2 separate regions of the Homo sapiens genome follow, and region 1 is linked to region 2. The links are chromatin loops, found by intact Hi-C in ENCODE. Cell type or tissue: Caco-2. All regions are shown on one strand.

Region 1 (2,500 bases), 430 kb after region 2:
TATGCCTTACCTGAACAAGAGAAAAAATCCATAAATTTCGAAGATCATGCCTATCAAAGGCCAACCAATAAGGACTACAAATACACCACCCAGAAAAAAACCTGTAGCTTTCATTTTATGTTTTTGGAAGAAGAATCTGAATGTTCTTTCTAAACCAATTACAAAAGCCAAGCCGGCTACAAATAAAACCTAAAAGAGAAAGAAAATACAACACGGAAAAGGTAATTAAACACAATGCATAAATTTTAAACGTAAAGTCAAAGCTAAATATAAAAAAAGAAGCACATTTGTTTGGCTTTTAATGTGGGCAACTGGCCAGACAGAACTGTAATGTACAACCAAGCAGCAGAACCAAGGAGTGGGTTATGCATTTTAAAGTTGTAGCTTTGTTCCACTTGTCTCATTCCTCTTCTATCTTGATTAAATGGAGAAAAAGAGAAACAAAGAAAGATTAGACGTTACCAAGGGGCATCTGTGTCTGCAGTAGTTTTCCTAGTTTTAGCTGGATGAGGAAGGCTTAGTCAAGCAGATGAGTTGGCAAGGCATAAAGAGGAAAGCTGCCCATAAATATGTCACCCAAGGGTATTCCTCTTGGTTCTGAAATATTCATCATAGGCTACAGGAGTTTCTATGGATGGGAGAAATATTGACATGGCTAAGTTGATAGCAGAAGAAACAACGTGAAGCCAAGAAGATTCTAGTTTTATAAATTCTAGAATATCTGGTGGCAGCAGAAATAAAAATACAACCATGTGTTTTCAAATATTTTGAATGTATTCTGTGGACAAGAAATGGTGATGGATTAAGAGCTTGCTTTCCCCAGGTTTTCTTTCCAAATACTTGCCCTCCCCATTAACATTCTTTAGTGAAAAATATTTCGCACAAATACATATTAAGCCTAATGGTTAAGCTTCATATTCTAGGATACTAATGCTATTATCATTTATTAAGACATCAATTTTGAACAATTTTGCTATTCTTTATCTTTTCCCATTTCCAGTTAAAAGCCCAAATATATATGTGTGTGTGTATATATATATATACACACACACACACATACAGTGTCTTCACTACCTTAGAAGGGTTATTATTTATTTCTGGATCATAACCTCCACACATGAATAGCATAGTACACATTCCAAATAAACAACATAGATCCCTTTCTAAGCAAGTCAACCATTAACATAGAAATATATATTTTTAAAAAGGTTAAAAAAATCTATCTTATGCAGCTGAATCAAATGTGAAGTCTTGGATGTTTAAAGTAAAAATACTTTAGTGATTTATCAAGACATGAAACTATCAAGTCATCTATTTTGAACTCCTATTTAGAGGCAGCCTTCATTTAATCTATTGTAAATCTCATGACAAACACTTAACAGAGTAGTTATGGAATTAGAAAACCTCATTAAGTGTTTACCTTTTATTTAAACAGAAAGCTGACAGGTTTCATTCCTGATGGAAATAGAGAATGTAACAGGAATTACTTATGAGTAATAGTGAATTATTTTCCCCAAATTTAATAGCAGATAATAATTCATTCGTAGTTAAAATTTCCTTATAAATTTAGTTAAAATATATATTTAAAAACTCACATTTCCAATAGCCAGTAGTGCTTTGTCAAAAAAGAGAATCATTCCAAAGAACAGGAAAAACACTCCAAATCCTGTTAATCCCATTCCAATTTCTGCAATATAAGGTATATGGTTAAGGGTAGAGAAAAATTAAAGTCACATTAACATCCCTGTAAACTAAGAAAATTTTCCAGTTTTCCTTTCATAGGTATAAGAAAACAGGTACCCAACATTGCAGGTTAACTTCATAATGACATTTATTTAGCTCTTATAACAAATTAATTATCAGCAAATTATTTCAAAATTTAAAACATGAATGAAAATTTCTAAGCCTTATATGGGAGATAGCATTTCTCAGACATAGCTATAATAAAAAAGATAAATCGGGATTCTAAACCTTTGGTTTTAATATGTAATTTGTTTTTTTCCTCCTGAAAAGCTCTCTCGCATCAGACATAAATGTATAGGTTTCCTTAATTACTTATCTCCTTTCACATTCTATAATTATTATTTAAATGCACAATATCTGTAGTTCTTTCTTCCTCTTAAAATTGATTCCTTCTTTACTGCATTAGAAATGTTATGGTAGGTCCGCACAATCAATATCCTTTATCCAATTATATACTGCTTGTCACAATGGCAACAAGAAATATTTCGAAAATCATGGTACCAGTATTCTCAAAACCAAATTTTCAGAAGGTCAGGCATCACTTTTAATTTCTTGATTACTTATTATGGACTTATCTACAAATTTACCTAAACTATAAATCTACTTAAATATTTGGTCTAGAGTCCTAAAATCACCTCTCCGAAGTTTCAAAGAATACTGTTTTACCTAATATTAATATTCTAGGTTTTTCATGTTTCATTAGTTTCATTAAAAAACAAAGAATTGTTGATCAACTGCCAGATGCAAGGAACTGTTC
Region 2 (2,500 bases):
ATGATCACAGATATTAGTAAAATTGGGCAAATACATGTCAAACAACGGGAAAATGAATCTTATGGTATAGCCTTTCAATGGAATAGTATATAGCCATTTAAATTATTTTAAAAATTATTCTATATTTATTTAAATTATTTATCTTTATTGTCCCATTAAACAGAGGAGGAAGCTGATACACAGAGGGTTTATGTGACTTGTTCAGTCTCTGAACTAACTAGCAGGATGTGATATCGAGCAGGCTGCCTTCCTAGTCCACACTCTTAATCAATGCACCATACCGCCTGTGTTTGTTAAAACATAAAAAAAAATGTTTTCAGTAGTTTTATGGGTGTGTGTGCACAGGTGCATCTACGGGGGGCTCCTTGATCTCCTCTGTACACTTTCACATCTTCCAAAGTTTCTACAATAAGCATGATTTTTAAACATTGTAAATGACCTTAATGAATTGTAATATTCTTTTATAATCCTCAAGTAAACTTCATTTTGTGTAGTCACACTCAAGAGTTTTCATCTTGGGATTATTGGCACCCCCTATTTCCAGTTCTCTCTCCATAGATGCCCTGGAGAGCCTCTGGCCTCGCGTCCAGCTTGCTCACCCGGCCACCCTGGGCTGCATCCATAGTACCAGGATCCTCACTGTTGAAACGCTCTCTTATTTCCCTGCGCCGCTGCAGACAGCTCCAGGGTAAAGTTGTCAAGCGTTCAAAGGCCACAGGAACGGAGTCTTCGGACCCTCCCAGGTTTCGGCCCCATATGGCCTCGCAGATTCCTAGCGGCCGCGGGTTCAAGTCCCAGCCGCTGACGCAGGTCAGGCACTCACCCGGAAGCGCAGCGACCTTCCCAAGAGTGGGGCGCCGGCGGAGAAATCCCCTGGGACTGGCAGGGCTGGAGTCGGCCTGCATCGCACAGGCCACGAGGCCACCGGTGTTTAGGGTTCAGATCTGGGGACCAGCGCCAGCAGACCGCAGTCCTGCAGCGGCGCCCCTTGAGGACGGCATGCGGAGCCTCAGGGGCAGAAGTCCGCCCGGCTGACCATCCTTTATTAAAATACGACAGTTCCTGAAAACAATGCTTATCTCAAGCTGACTCAAAACTGGCTCTTGAGAAAATCCGGTGTTAATTAAAGAGGGTTGTCGGGGACAAAATTCACGGCTTGTGTTTCGCGGGGGAGTGGTTGTGGGGTGATCTTAATATAAACACGTTATCTCGAGAGTTAATTATGTCTCTGGTTGGAAACAGGAGAAGAGGGTGACTGTTTACGCAGTCCATGGGAATCAGCGTCTCACTTTAGGGGACGGTGGGCAAGGGTCGCCCTTCGATAGCGCGGCGGCTGGTCCACCAGAGAAACCAAGTTTTCTAGGTCGCCGGGGAAAAGCGGAAAATTAGACTTGAGCCAGCCTTGCTCCTGTGAGACATTCGTGCACTCATAACCCAGCAGTGGGTGCCTCTACCTAGAATGAGCCCTTCATTTCCCGGATCCGTTCAGGGGGAAACAGCGAAATCCCCAAATCCGCTTCCTTACGTGGCTAATAAAGGGGTGCTTACAGAGCATGGAAAAACAAAACAAAGAAACAAGAATACCTTGAGTGTTTTGACGTTTGAAAACCCGACTCCGGAGAATCATGGAATCATATTCCAAGTTTCAGTGTCTAATGAAGTTTAAGGGGACGCCTATTACTTGGGTTTGTAAAATCGCGGCGTCGCGCCCGCCCCAAGTCAAAGCTGAGCAGAGCAGGGATGGGGAAGGTCTCCGGCCCCAGGCGCGGCGCGCGGGGCTTCTGCCCAGTTTCCTGCTTCTCAGCCGCGGTGTCTGCCCCGGCCCAGAGCAGTCTGTGCAATTTAGAAACTCGATAGGAGGCAGCAGCTGGTCTCCCACCACCCTAAAAATAATCCGTTCCGGCGCACTGCGTGCTTCGCCTAGGGGAGGAAAACTGTCATCGGAGTAAGTGAATCCGTGTCTTTTACATGAATGCCATTTAAACATTTTTAGGAATAACTGTAAGTTGTCGATTTTGAGCTAACATTTCTGCTATCCAAAAACGCCCTCGCACTCTCTCGCACTTCTCGGCACTTAGCTTTCGCGATCGCTATTTCTAGAATTAAGGGACGAGGCCCGGCTCGAGAAGTGAAGGGGTGGGGATCAGGTTTCCAGTTTTACTTCAAAACTGCCGTCTCCTACTCAAATCAACTGGAAACAGTGAAAGGAGTTATTATTATTAGGAGTTATTATTACCGCCTTTCTTGTAGACAATTCTTGTATGTTCAAGAAGTAGTTTTCTATCTGCTTAATTTTTGTTACTCTTTACTTTTTTTTAGGAGTTCTGCGTCCGGGTTTGAAATTTACATCTTAAGACAGTGTAGGAAGTCGGTGTTTTGAAGGTAGCTCAAGTGCACCGGCAGGGGTTTGAAGCAGCGTGAAGCTATTGCCCAAGGTATTTATTTTTTGCTTTATTTGTTCAGTTTGGGATTTTTTTTAAAATCCCATTGCAGTATCTAA

Evidence for each region. A loop is a pair of places that touch in the nucleus more often than their neighbours do. Peaks named below come from ENCODE experiments on the same cell type or tissue, not always from the same donor. Only the 100,000 strongest peaks of a DNase experiment are listed, where the experiment ranks them.
Region 1: a loop joins it to region 2, with 4 times the contacts of the local background. A loop is called at or near these places in 1 of 110 quality-filtered maps.

The regions. Positions count from the first base shown.
Region 1 is chr12:21,506,072-21,508,571 of GRCh38, reverse strand. It overlaps GOLT1B (golgi transport 1B), which reads right to left. Exons shown (of 5, transcript NM_016072.5): 2 at 1,596-1,687; 3 at 11-189. Among named protein-coding and RNA genes, the nearest start is that of GOLT1B, 5.5 kb to the right of the region's middle. In Caco-2, no CTCF peak of the experiment used is centred here; no DNase peak of the experiment used is centred here.
Region 2 is chr12:21,940,645-21,943,144 of GRCh38, reverse strand. ABCC9 (ATP binding cassette subfamily C member 9) reads left to right here and starts at 1,719. Exons shown (of 40, transcript NM_020297.4): 1 at 1,719-1,945; 2 at 2,320-2,435. RefSeq lists an enhancer at 1,309-2,286. In Caco-2, CTCF peaks have their summits at 1,005 and 1,903; DNase peaks (open chromatin) are centred at 934, 1,364 and 1,804; H3K4me3 peaks cover 2,319 bases.